2 separate regions of the Homo sapiens genome follow, and region 1 is linked to region 2. A link is a loop called in an ENCODE intact Hi-C map of the cell type or tissue named here. Cell type or tissue: psoas muscle. All regions are shown on one strand. Links, peaks and the distances in the headings refer to the core of each region. The heading gives the core; the rest is flanking DNA.

Region 1 (2,500 bases), core at 1-2,500, 74 kb before region 2:
TACCTGTGACATAATTAATACTCATTAAATGGTCACTTTAAAAGGATGACAAAACACACTTTGCCCCATGGTTGATGATATGGTTTGGCTGTGTCTCCACCCAAATCTCATCTTGAATTGTAGTTCCCATAATCCCCATGAGTCGCGGGAGGTAATTGAATGGTGGGGGCAGTTGCAGTCATGCTGTTCTTGTGATAGTAAGTTCTCATGAGATATGATGGTTTTATAAGGGGCTTTTCCCCCTTTGCTTGGCACTTATCTGGCCTGTTGTCATGTAAGACATGCCTGTTTCCCCGATCACCATGATTATAAGTTTCCTGAGGCCTCCCCAGACATGTGGAACTGTGAGTCAATTAAAATTCTCTTCTTTATAAATTTCCCAGTTTTGTCCAGGTGCGGTGCCTCACACCTGTAATCCCAGCATTTTGGGAGGCTGAAGCAGGTGGATCACCTGAGGTCAGGAGTTCGAGACCAGTCTGACCAATATGGTGAAATCCTGTCTCTACTAAAAATTCCAAAAAAAAAAAAAAAAAAAAAAAAGCCACGCGTGGTGGCATGCTCCTGTAATCCCAGCTACTTGGGAGGTTGAGACAGGAGAATTGCTAGAACCCAGGAGGCAGAAGTTGCAGTGAGCCAGGATCATGCCACTGCACTCCAGCCTGGGCAACAGAGGGAGATTCTGTCTTAAAAAAAAAAATCCGGTTTTGATTATGTCTTCATAGCAGTGTGAAAACAGACTAGTACGGTTGATGTAGAAAGAAGAGCTGAGGTGATGATTTGGCATCATCCTTAAAATACAGATGGAATACGTTATTGCTAAAACCAGGTCCTTTTGAGTGGATTTGATTAAACTAGCCTGGTGTTTTGGTAGGCCAAAAAATATAGTTGTTATGCTTTAAATTTTGTCCAACAATAAGAAACCATATTTCTCGTTTGAGATCACTCTAAATTCCCACAGGCACATTGTCTTCTTGTAAGACTAAAGTTTGGTGCCAGTGTGTACAAGTTATATAAAAATTCTTCCCAAATTAAAGATAATTTGGATTTTTTTTAGTATATTCAAGTATGTCCTGTGAGATTAATAGGCATAAGTTAATATTCTGTTGCAAGGATGGAACTGTCTCATTATGGACGTAACACCACAAACACCAAATACAGTAAGATATCATGAGGTTTTTTTTTTTTTTAGCAAATTAGGCAATGCACTGATGACAGAACTGATATAAAAAACAGTTTCCAGTCATAAAGGCTGTGTGTGTGTGTGTGTGTGTGTGTGTGTGTGTGTGTGTGTGTGAGATTCTGTGTTTGCTAATGCTTTTGTATGTTAAAATACTTGCAAATACCATAAAGCACTAATAGCAGGTGGATTAAAAGGATGGGATTAGGGATGGTTCTTTTTTTCTCCTTTTAATTTCTCCTGTTGAAAATTTTTCTGTACTTTAATTATCGCTTTTACAGTCAAAGATGTTAAGTATAATTTAAAAAGAAATGACGTAGCCACGTGGTGGCAGTATTCCATGAAGAATGTAATCTACATAGCTTTGTTTCAGTCCTATGTCTAACATTGGCTTGATTTCTTCTCTGACAATTTTGTTTATAAATTGTCTTATTTTAGATAACTGATTCCTTGTGAAATTTCCCTATGAGGATTAAGCACCTCTTATAAGTGACTTTAATTTAATGCACCTGTTTGATTTGGAACTATGATAACAAATAGACTCTAAAGGAAGATTGTATTTATTCCCTGTTAGGGCTAATAAAACCCTAGTCAGATATGAAAATTGTTTTTATATGATGCAAATTAATAACTGAATGAAGTTTCATTGCCAATAACTACCTGTAGTTTATACAACAGAATTACATTAACCTGTATTAAAAGCCAACAACACCATATATTACTTTTAAATTAAAAATGCTAATTTTAAAATAATAAAAGTGAAAACAAAAATACTACAGCAGCATATGCTATAAGCCCATGATTTTGCTAAATTGAAAATTGTGTTACCTTTTAATGTAGTATTTTTACTCTTTTTTTTTTTTTTTTTTGAGATGGAGTCTTGTTCTGTTGCCCAGGCTGGAGTGCAGTGGTGTGATCTCAGCTCACTGCAGCCTCTGCCTCCTGGGTTCAAGTGATTCTCCTGCCTCAGCCTCCCGAGTAGCTGGGACTATAGGCACCTGCCACCATGCCTGGCTAATTTTTGTATTTTTAGTAGAGATGGGGTTTCACCATATTGGCCAGGCTGATCTTGAACTCCTGACACCCTCCTCAGCATCCCAAAGTGCTGGGATTACAGGCATGAGCCACTGCAACTGGCCAGTATTTTTATTCTTAAAATTTCAAAATAATGGAGATTCAGACTCCTGCCTGAGCTCCCTGCAAATGAACATTGGCCTGTAAAGATAGCACTTTAGATGAATAAACCTGACTGTTGGCCATCAGGGCATAACCTTGTTCCCTCAGAGTTTGGTGGAACCATATACCCATGGAGCAAAAGAGACT
Region 2 (11,937 bases), core at 3,775-6,274:
TTTTATATCCTTGGAGCGGGGCAGGGCGAGGTGGGAGGTGCAGGTAACCTGGGTTTTTTACTTGTTTGTTTATAGGCTGTGGACCCAGAGGAGGCATATCTCACTAGGTAGCCACCACTGCTCATTTTTCAGAGAGCTTGGATCTCAGCTGGATGCCATGACTGGACAGGACTTTGGGTTGTCTCATTTGGGAAATCAGAGTATTTTCTATGTATGAGAAGCATGGAAAAAAAGGACATTTGAAGCCAGAAGAGTGGAATGTAGAAAAGAATCTTAATGATTATACATCCACATTTCAGAGTACTTCTCATAGGGCTTCTGTTGATGTACTCTACAACAAACCAAAAACAAACAAACAACAACGACAACAAAAATGAGGAACATATGTGTGGTTTTATGTGGGAATGTTTGTGAGAAATTTGCCTTTTATGCAAATCACTCTCCTTTTTATAAGAACTTGCCAAAGTTTTGCACCACCAAAAGTTCTGGCTCTGATGATCAGGTAACCAGCCATGACATGATGGAATCTGTGAATCCTGTAACATATGTTTAGATTTAGCTGCTAAGAATAGCAGAGCCAGTTTGTGAATAAAGTTTATGTTGTGTAGGACCCTGCAGCTATCACAGCTTTAAATTTACCTCATGTCTCACTTTACTCTTTAACCTTTATGTTCATTTAACAAGGCATCCAGCAATCTAAAGACCTCTCAAAAACGCACTGCTGCTCTCCAAGACATGGCAATTTCCATGTGGTTTGTTCATCTTTTTTTTTTTTTTTTTTGGACAGAGTCTTGCTCTGTTGCCCAGGCTGGAGTGCAATGGTGCCATCTTGGCTCACTGCAACCTCTGACTCCCGGGTTCAAGCCATTCTCCTGCCTCAGCCTCCTGAGTAGCTGGGATTACAGGTGAGTGCCACCATGCCTGGCTAAGTTTTGTATGTTCAACAGAGATGGGATTTCTCCATTTTGGCCAGGCTGGTCTTGAACTCCTGACCTCAGGTGATCCACCTGCTTCAGCCTCCCAAAATGCTGAGATTATATGTATGAGCCACTGAGCCTGGCCAGTTTGTTCCTCTATAAACAATGTTTGTGCTTGTTAAATGTCAGTTGTGGAGAAGGTATAAGTCTACATTTTAAGAATTATGGAGATTATTCATAATCTGAGAATCTGGTATTGCACTATTTTAATTTTATATAAACTTTTTCAATACATAACACTACAAATATATTCAGGAGTTATGTTGCTGTCCTATAAGTTTAATACTTTGGAGAGATGAGTAAAACTAACAAAGTAATAACTTTTAGAAATGAAACTTTTACAAAATGAAGCAGTTAAGGTTGAACAGTTAATCTTAGATTCTGAGTTTTCTCATTATAAGTAAAAGTTTAAAATGATGTTAAAACCGTCTTACCAAGTTTAACGAGTGCCAGCATTCATTTGATGCCCTAAATGACTATGTTAGCAACCACCTCCTAGTATTTATCCTGACAAGTGACACTTTAGGAAAAGCACATCTCAGTTATTCATAGAATAGTGTGATTACGTATTTTCAGGGTGTTTGGTATCAGCAATGAACCAAATTAGACATTTAAAGTAATGGAACTATACCAGAAATGGAAACTGAACTAGTATTTCCTAGAAAAGACTTTGTCACTGTCACTGTGGTTATCCACTTAATTGAGCTTTTGATTTACAAGTACATTCATTTACCTAACAGCTACACAGAAGACCATATCATACCCATAGACTTAAAAATGATTACATTAACAATCACAGTTGACATTTTGGGTTGTATATTAGGCTCTTGCTTCATCAGGCATCGTCTACCATCTAGGGTTTATTCTTTAGAAAGCACAGAAGCAAGTTTGTCTTTGTTGTTATTTTTGTTTTCATTGTTATTTTTGTTTTTGTTTTTTTCTCTAACTAGACAGGCAACCACTGACAAAAGCCATGCCTGTATTAGTGAAACTCCCAGATATTAATAGGAGGAGAAGGCAGAAAAAAGAAGTGGGGAAATAGAAAGGCCTCTACAGATGGTGATTTCATACAGAAAGGTTACCGACTTGCTAAGAAAAATTATATTTAATTTTCCAACTAATTTTTAACTGTCGAAAAGTGTGAAGATTGAACAACACCTACAATCCCGTTGAACTGGCCAAAAAGAATGGGATCTCTCCAGAACAAGTCAGTTCAACTCAGTAAATACTTATTGACTACCTGCCCTGTACCACTCAGTGTGCCAGATGCTGAAGATGAGGGATCCTTGCGTGCATAGAGTTTATAATCCAGGGAGCATGCAGGATAAGAGAACCACTGTTATCAATGGCAATCAGTGCAAGTCTTCACTTGATAATGTAAGTCTAAGTTAAACAATATACTGATGGACCTAGAGCATGATAATTTCTCAAATAATACTTATGTAAGAGTTGTCATCTTCTGACTTTTTTTTTCTTGCATCTAGGGAAAAGAAGAGAATAAAGAAGATTATCATTGCTACCTGCATCTTACTGTATTCTCATAATTTGTTGTGCTTGCTTAACAACCAGATTCAAGTTCTTTCCTCAACAGCTCTCATCTGTTCCCTCAAAGAATATGCCTTAGATGCATTTGAGACACCATTTTGTGTCTGACTTCTGCAATTTTGTAAGATGCTGCCATTAGAAGTTAATAGAGCAGTGGTCTTTCAACATTTTAGATGGTATACTCCTTCAGAAAAAAAAAAAAAGCATTTTTGAGAAACATCCCCAACATATGTTTGGTTGTTTTTTTATTTCCTTGAAAAACATATGTATGCCGGGCGCGGTGGCTCACGCCTGTAATCCCAGCACTTTGGGAGGCTGAGGTGGGCAGATCACGAGGTCAGGAGTTTGAGACCAGCCTGGCCAATATGGTGAAACCCCATCTCTACTATAAATACAAAAATTAGCCGGGCATGGTGGCGCGTGCCTGTAGTCCCAGCTACTCAGGAGGCTGAGGCAGGAGAATCACTTGAACCCGGGAGGTGGAGGTTGCAGTGAGCTGAAATTGTGCCACTGTACTCTAGCCGGGGCAACAGAGTGAGACGCTGTTTCAAAAAAAAAAAAACAGAAAAACATATGTATATTTATATGTGTGTATATACACACACACACATATGCACACACAAATATATAAATTAAATTTTTAAATGAGATAGAGTAAAATGCATTTTTGAAATTATTGATTTATTAACAAAACTAAAAGCCTTCCTTCTCACTAAAAAGTGTTGAAAAATCCATGAATTATGCAAGATTGTTATAACATTTGGCTATCATAATCTTATTCTTGATATCAATCAGTTTTTAAAGTAATGAGAAGCTGCTGCATTTTTATATTTTTTAACAAATGGATTTAAAATCCACTGAACTGCTCAATTAAAAGATTGAAACAAAATAGCAAATTGTTTCCGAGTTTTTAAAAGCATTTTCTGTGATGACAATCATAAAATCTTCAGTAAGAAAAACACACAATAATGGGAACACTTCGAAATATTTGTTTTCAAATCGTCTCTTCATAACAACGTATCACTTGGTGTGAAAATTACCTTGAAGAAACAACAAATAAACCTCTGGGGTTTTTTGTTCTTCAAAAAGATCTATTAGATAACATGTACTGAGAGCCATATATCAATACAGAAAAGATCAGCAAATTTAGGATATTTGGGGTTTTTTTGTAAAAATAAAGAAAATAACTCACTTTAAGACAACTTTTAAAATCTTTGTTACAAATGATTTCTACAATTATGTATCATCTCATTACAAAGTAATATTAAGATTCTAGATTCTACGATTTAAAAGATTTTAGTAAAATTATTCATGTAGATAAATTACTAAAGCATGTAAACTACAGTATGTCACAATCCCATAAAGACAATCTACTGTACATTGTTGATTCCAAGATGTACATTTTTCATATTTAACATCTCAAACATTGAGAGCGGTTTTAAGGTAATGCCCAGAAGCGTGGTATGCAGTTGTCCACTTCTGCGGGCTCAGCAAACCTGTACTGGGCTCAGTGGACTAGAAGAAAACTCCAGAGACAACGGGGTGGGGGAGGGGGGGGGACTTAAAAAAAAATTCGATAGATAATATACATATGTTTAAAATCTAAATTTTATTTAGAGATATCTAAATAAAATCTCTAAACTAAATAAAATTTTAGTTTAAAAGATTCTAAATGTTGAGAAAGCATTGTTATTGTTTACCTGGCAGTTCTTTTTATTTCTTACTAGCGCATAAATAATGGTATATCTTATAATTAAGGAAGTCTTAGATTTAAAGAAATCTAAGCTGACGGGTGCAGAGGCTCAGGCCTGTATTCCCTGCACTTTGGGAAGCCAAGGCGGGAGGATTGCTTGAGGCCAGAAGTTTGAGACCAGCCTGGGTAACAGAGTGAGAGTCTGTCTTTACAGGTTTAAATACAGTTTTTTTCTAAGTAATATTGTCATAAATATTATGTCATGAATATTATGCAGAGCTGCCGACCCCTCTGTACTCTGGGCAGTTTTCCCTCTTGCCTGAGAACACCACTTATAACACGGGACCTATACGGGAGTGGTGACACGCCATCTGTTCAAGTTTAACTTTTTTCTCATTTTTTAGACAGCAAATACAAATGGAAGTTCCAGTATGTTCTGCCCGCACTCCAGTGGGCGGTCTTGTGCACAGCCCACTTGGGAGGCCTCGGCGCTCAGGTGTGGTAAGAGCTGGGCGGTGCAGAGCACAGAGAAAGGACATCTGCGAGGAAAGTTCCCTGATGGCTGTCAACAAAGTGCCACGTCTCTATGGCTGTGAACGCTGAGCACACGATTTTATCGCGCCTATCATATCTTGGTGCATAAACGCACCTCACCTCGGTCAACCCTTGCTCCGTCTTATGAGACAGGCTTTATTATCCGCATTTTATATGAGGGGAAACTGACGGTGGAGAGAGAATTATCTTGCTCAAGGCGACACAGCAGAGCCCACAGGTGGCAGAATCCCACCCGAGCCCGCTTCGACCCGCGGGGTGGAAACCACGGGCGCCCGCCCGGCTGCGCTTCCAGAGCTGAACTGAGAAGCGAGTCCTCTCCGCCCTGCGGCCACCGCCCAGCCCCGACCCCCGCCCCGGCCCGATCCTCACTCGCCGCCAGCTCCCCGCGCCCACCCCGGAGTTGGTGGCGCAGAGGCGGGAGGCGGAGGCGGGAGGGCGGGCGCTGGCACCGGGAACGCCCGAGCGCCGGCAGAGAGCGCGGAGAGCGCGACACGTGCGGCCCAGAGCACCGGGGCCACCCGGTCCCCGCAGGCCCGGGACCGCGCCCGCTGGCAGGCGACACGTGGTGAGTGACCAGTGACTCGGGGTCGGGGACAGAGAGAGCCCCAGGATCCCGGACCAGCGGGGTGTCTGCGTGCCCGGGATTCCGTGTCTCGCGTCTCCCGAGGGGGCTTCGGCGACGGCTTCTCTCTTTATATATATATATGTATATATATATTTTTAAAGTCTTCCAATACGATCCGAAATGGCTTCTCTTCATCACAGTCCTAACGCCCTGGGCACAGATGTTCACTTGGAGGTACTGGGTGGTGGTTTGGCTGGATGGAGGGGAGGGAGCGCGCGGACTGAGCCTCCAAGGTACTCTCTGGGCCGGGGCACAGAGTGGTGGGCTCAAACGGAAGGGAGGGGACGGCGACTGGAAAAGGGCAGAGGGCACCCCTGAGGGTCCAGCCTTGGTTCAGGCCCACAGACGTGGCTCCCGTTGCTTGAAAATGTATCAAATGTGAGTAAGATATTGGGGGGGGCCTTCCGTAGTCCCGGATGAGGGTGAACTAACCTTGTCTCAGCAGTCTTTCCTGTGGCCTCTGGACTGACCCCGAGTCCCTGCCTGGCCAGTTACTAGCAAGATGCTCTGGTGCAAGCAAATTGGCCAGCCTCAGTTTTCTCTTCTGTGAAATGCCCCTTCCTTTGTGAACTATGAGGCCCTCCTCATCTCCCTAGGACACACTAAATATCAGTGTCAGCATTGTACGGGATTATGTATCTGTACCATTAGATCCAGGTCTTACAAATAGTAACCTAAAAGCATACAAATAGACCTTGTCTAAGAACAGGGTCCCGGCACGGTGGCTCACGCCTGTAATCCCAGCATTTTGGGAGGCCAAGGTGGGCAGATCACTTGAGGTCAGGAGTTCAAGACCAGCCTGGCCAACATGGTGAAACCCTGTCTCTATTAAAAATACGAAAATTAGCTGGGCATGATGACGCACACCTGTAATCCCAGCTACTCGGGAGACTGAGGCAGGAGAATTGCTTGAACCCGGGAGACAGAGGTTACAGTGAGCCAAGATGGGGCCACTGCACTCCAACCTGGGCAACAGAGCGAGACTCTGTCTTAAAAATAAATACATACATACATATACATATATATATATATACACACACACACATACACATATATATATAAAGAATAAAGCTAAATTAGTCCTTTTTTCCCCATTTTTAAAACTCTAGATAATTGTTATAATCTGCTATGTGTGTGCTCTGTGTAGATGAACATCTTTGTTGAGCACCTACTATGTATTTGGTTTTTGGATATATATTATCTAATTCCTTAAAAACATGGTGAAATTGTTATTAGTATTCCCATTTTACAGATGTGGAAACTTACATGTTTCACACAGTTAGAGAGTTACAGGTTTCTGGCTCAAAACTGTGTTCCTTCTGTTTCCACCTCTCTGGCTCAGAACCTTATAACCACCTCCACTTGAACAAACAAACGTTGGATTCTCATTTTCCATTAATAGGAATGGTACAGTGCCCTATTTCTCTGTCCAACACATAACTAAAAGGACCTTAGTGGCTAAGAGCTAACACTTTCCTTCCCTATTTTAATGTGAAATCCTCAATACATTACACTATCTGTTAGGCACAACAGCCTCCAGAAAAGTTTGCAATATGCTCTTTTCCATATGTCATGCCTCTTGAATGTCATGTTCATTACATAGGCTGATAAATTCCCAAACTTTGACAAACGGAATCTTTTCTGTATTAGAATGAGTTTTAGTGTGAAAAAAAATTCGAAAGCACACATGTAATTTTTAAGGTAGAAGAATCCGCCAAGTACAGTAGGTATTGGGCATCATTTCTCAGTTGTGGACTTATTTTTGTATTGCTGCACCTGCTTTGTTCTCTACCAAATTATTTGTCATCTTTGTAATTACGCTCACAGCACTGCTGTCAACTCCTACAAATAAATTTGTGCAGAATGGCGGGACACGGTGTCTCATACCTGTAATCCCAGCACTTTGGGAGGCCGAGGTGGGGGGATCACCTGAGGTCAGGAGTTTGAGACTAGCCTGACCAACATGGCGAAACCCTGTCTCTACTGAAAACACAAAAATTAGCGGGGCATGGTGGCACACACCATGTGGCATGGTAATCCCAGCTACTCGGGAGGTTGAGACAGGAGAATCGATTGAACCCGGGAGGCAGAGGTTGCAGTGAGCAGAGATCACGCCACTGCACTCCAGCCTGGGCGACAAGAATGAAACTTCATCTCAAAAAAAAAAAAAAAAAAAAAAAAAGCCAAATCCCAAAGGAAGTCTTATACAATTTCCTTTGCCCTTGGAAGTTTCTAGTGTTCTTCGCTAGTGTAACAGTGGTTTGTTTTTGTTTTTGTTTTCCAAATAAGTATTGAACATGTACATTATGGTCAGTGCATTTGCTGGACTTAGACTTAGTGAATATAAAGAAATGTAAGGCCCAGTTCATGACCTACGAAGTCAAAATTGTTTGGGAAAATTTTGAGAATACTTAATATGTCTTAAATGATAGGTGGCATGAAGTTAGGAGGTATGGAATCTAGTTTTAATCAAATCAGTCTTTCAGTGTTAAATCAGATGAATGGGCAAAGAGAGGAGTCAAAAGCAAGGCCATCTAACTTAATTCTCGTAGTGTCACTGAAAAGAAGTAATACTGCCTTTTTTCTTATAATAATAGCAGGTAACATTGATTGAGCTCTTGCTATATACCAGGTACTCTGCTAACAGCTTGTCATTTAACCCTCCCAACAATCCTGTGAGATAGGTGCTGGTTTTTTGTTTGTTTGTTTTTTGTTTTTGAGACGGAGTCTTGCTGTCGCCAGGCTGGAGTGCAGTGGTGCGATCTTGGCTCACTGCAACCTCTGCCTCCCGGGTTCAGGTGATTCTCCTGCCTCAGCCTCCCAAATAGCTGGGATTACAGGCGCACACCAGTATGCCCAGCTAATTTTTGTATTTTTAGTACAGACGGAGTTTCACCATGTTGGTTAGGATGGTCTCGATCTCTTGACCTCGTGATCTGCCCGCCTCAGCCTCCCAAAGTGCTAGGATTACAGGTGTGAGTCACCACGTCCGTCCAGTAGGTGCTGTTTGTATTCCCTTTTTACAGATGAAGGAACTTAGGCTGAGTGGTCAAGTGATTTGTCACAGGCCATATAGCTGGAATTATCCGAGCCAAGACTTAGGTGTCCTGGGCGGATCCACTGCTCTTTTCATTACTACTACAGTTGCTCAGGAGGCTCTTCTGGGAGCTTGGACTGAGGTGATGAGCGTAAACATGGTTCAATGCCTCTTGGAGGTAGTAGCTTTGTGGGTTTAACATGGGAGCCCTGAGGCATGCTGAGAATAAATGAGAGGGGTAAGCCTGTTCCTGCAGAATTTAAACCGATAGAAGAGGGAAAGCAGTTAGACTAACAGAGCATCAAGCTTGGATTTTTATTTCTCAGGTGCTCATGGAGAAGGGAAGCATAGAATGTAATTCGAATCCAATTCTGGATTTATGTGTGGTTTTTCTGGGTTATCTTGGTCAACTTACAGATTTTTCTATCTGTAGAATAGGATACTAATCATTACTTTATGTATTTGACCAAATATTAACAACTAAATTATATGCTTTGCACAGTGATAAACTACTAAGTAAATGCCTACAAAAGATTGTTAAAATTAGAATCTTAATTAACCTCTATTTTGCAATGATATGCAGGAAAAGCAACACATTAAGTAAAATATCAGGAGATACTGAGATGGAGGGTTGTTAGTGTAGAGACTTCAGCTGAATTCTTAATTTATATGAGAAACCTGGGGAAACATTGTGGCATGGTGATCACTACCCTTAGTTTTTTAATTCCCCTCCCAAGTGTGCCTCCAATTATCTTAAGATAATTGTGAAATTCTTAGAAAATTCTCAAAACAATGCAATTATCTTAATATGTTAATGCCTTGTAGTACTTTATGAAAATACTCAGTGGTTGCTTACAAGGTGAAGCAAAACTTGGCCAGGACTTTGCAATACCCAAGATCCAAAGATAAACCTCCTGCCATTGTCCACAAACAGAGACTTCCAGATTGAGGATGTCAAAGAAAAAACCTTTCCAATACACTAAGGAAGAAAAGTTAGTGAAAGAGGTTTAGTTTTCTCAATAAAGGTCAATTGCTATTTTTAAAATAAGGAAAGGAGGCTTTGAAGTATGAAGTTACCTGCCATGGTGACAGAGGCAGAAATGGAGGAACCAAGGATGGTGCCCGGGGCCTCTTTCCAGCACATCATCCTTCCCAATAGAAGACAGCTTATTTTATCGATAGGCCTAGCAGGATACAGAGAGTGAATCAGAGAAGGCTGGAGTTTCCGAAGCTTTATTGAACACTTGCCATGAAAGTTTTAGGCTTATGGGAGCTATTCAAAGAAAGAAAAGAGGTCATGTAGTTTATTTGAAAGTGTCTTGTTTCTCCAAGACTCCATTCGTATCTTGTTTCTTTCTTTCTTTTTACTGTTATATTGGAGAAATGCTTGTTCAATCTATAGGATAAAATAGTTCTCAGTACAGATGATTGAGGGGTTGGGGTGGGATAAATTCATTTCAACTCTGATTTGTTTACGCACAACATTTCAGGAGTCTATTATGTCAAATGGGATGTATCTAAAATGGAAATAAAGACAAACAGAATTGACAGAAACAACATTCCAGAAAAAATAGGAAAAGAAGAGAGAAAAGAATAAAGGAAGTTAAGAAAAAAAAAAAGCCATAAAGAGGGAAAGGAGAAAACACATTGAATTTAAAAAAAAAAAAAAAGGAACAAAAATTCGGAAGTCTCCTGAATTTGAGCAAGAAAAGAAAGTTCCTGTACTTGGGTGAAATTAAAGAGGAACCATAGGACAGCAAATGCTTACCAATGAAATTAGAGAAAATTCCAGGCAGCCTCGTCAGCTGCACAAAAAGGAAAACAAGTGTGTGTGTTAAATTTGGCTCATGTAAACAGTGCTTGGACTATTGAATAGAAAGAAGAAAAAGTAGAAAAGGTTATGCATTTTACTTTCCTTCCCCTTCAAGCCATTTACCATGACATTATGAATGGGGCCGGTTTGATGATGGGGCCTGATAGACGGGCTTTTGCCCATGTAATGGCTTGTTACATTCTTTCACCAAATGGTAGACTTGGAATGAAAAACAGTTCATTTTCATGACCATAACTCAGGAAATTTCATGAAGAAGAGAAGGTTAGCTAATTGGTAACTTGATTTGATTATCCTTTTCCATCACCATAGTGGAATAGCATCAGATACGGTTACATATTGTATGTGCGCTGAGTTTTGTTGTTTCATCCTCTTTTGAGGGAGGTGGGCCTCAGAAGTAATGAGTCAACCTTCTGAAGAGTAAAGCATTAGGCATTATAAATGCTTTACTAGATAGATATCATAAAGATTGTATGTAAGGTGCCTAGCATCGTGCCTGAAACATAGTAAGAGATCAAAAAATTGCAGCATTAGTATTAGTATAGTGTTAAGATTAGCATTATTTTTAGTATTATGCTGCTACTGTTGCTATTGATTACAAGCAGCCTCACATCTAGAAGTGATGTTGGATTAGAAATCAGGAGACTGGCCGGGCACGGTGGCTCATGCCTGTAATCTCAGCACTGTGGGAGGCCGAGGCAGGCAGATCACCTGAGGTCAGTTCAAGACCAGCCTGGCCAACATGGTAAAACCCCATCTCTACTAAAAATACAAAAATTAGCTAGCCAGGTGTGGTGGCGCATGCTTATAGTCCCAGCTGCTCAGGAGGTTGAGGCAAGAGAATCGCTTGAACCCAGGAGGTGGAGGTTGCAGTGATCCAAGATGGTGCCATTGCACTCCAGCCTGGGTGACAGAACGAGACTGCATCAGAGAGAAAGAGAGAGAGAGAGAGACTGAGGTTCTGATCTGGATTTTGCTATTAATGTGAACTTGAGCAAGTCCCCTCTTTTTTTCTAGGTCACGGTGATCCATTTGTAAAGTCGGGAATAAATGACCTCTGAAGTGTTGTCTGTATATTGATCTGCTACCAGTAAAACATATCTCTGTAAGTAGCTTTGCAGGCAGAAGGGAAGAATTTTGTTCTTTGCCTCATTTAGTCACCTGATCATTAACGACATTCATTTATATGACAACCAGCCTTGAGGCACACTTGAAACAATCATTTGGTTGTCTGTGGTAGCCCAGACTGAAATGTCAGCTGTTGGAGGGGAAGGGAGCAGCAGGGCACAGTAGTTACTAGTAACTCGTGTAGCTCCTTCCTCCCCTGACTTTTTAAGTTCTTTGATGGTCTTAGGAATTAAGATTTTTTTTACCTGGCCTAACAAAACATACAACTCTAGTACACTGAAAATCATATGTGATTTAGCAAAGAAATACAAACGAGGGAATCAGCAGGGGAAATAGGAACCAGCCTCAGTGGGGTTCTTACTTTGTGCTAAGTATTCTCATGAATCCATGACACCATGGACTGTTCACAATAACTTTGCCTTAATCGTCACCGTAACTTTGTCGAGCTAGGTATTACTATACCTACTGTAAGGCATGAGGAAATGGTGCTCTCACAGTCAATAGCATATAGCAGAACTGAGATTCATTCACCTTTTTCTTTTCCTT

Evidence for each region. Peaks named below come from ENCODE experiments on the same cell type or tissue, not always from the same donor. Only the 100,000 strongest peaks of a DNase experiment are listed, where the experiment ranks them.
Region 1: it touches region 2 in a loop (2.0-fold over the local background); 3 of 110 quality-filtered maps call a loop at or near these places.

The regions. Positions count from the first base shown.
Region 1 is chr1:67,232,680-67,235,179 of GRCh38, forward strand. All of the region lies in intron 7 of IL23R (interleukin 23 receptor), which reads left to right. Among named protein-coding and RNA genes, the nearest start is that of IL23R, 67 kb to the left of the region's middle. In psoas muscle, for the core only: a CTCF peak has its summit at 1,505 (motif pointing right); no DNase peak of the experiment used is centred there.
Region 2 is chr1:67,302,633-67,314,569 of GRCh38, forward strand. IL12RB2 (interleukin 12 receptor subunit beta 2) reads left to right here and starts at 5,241. Exons shown (of 17, transcript NM_001374259.2): 1 at 5,241-5,335; 2 at 11,281-11,368. RefSeq lists enhancers at 4,464-4,563, 4,594-4,643 and a silencer at 5,104-5,293. In psoas muscle, for the core only: no CTCF peak of the experiment used is centred there; a DNase peak (open chromatin) is centred at 5,299; H3K4me3 peaks cover 1,876 bases; H3K27ac peaks cover 1,074 bases.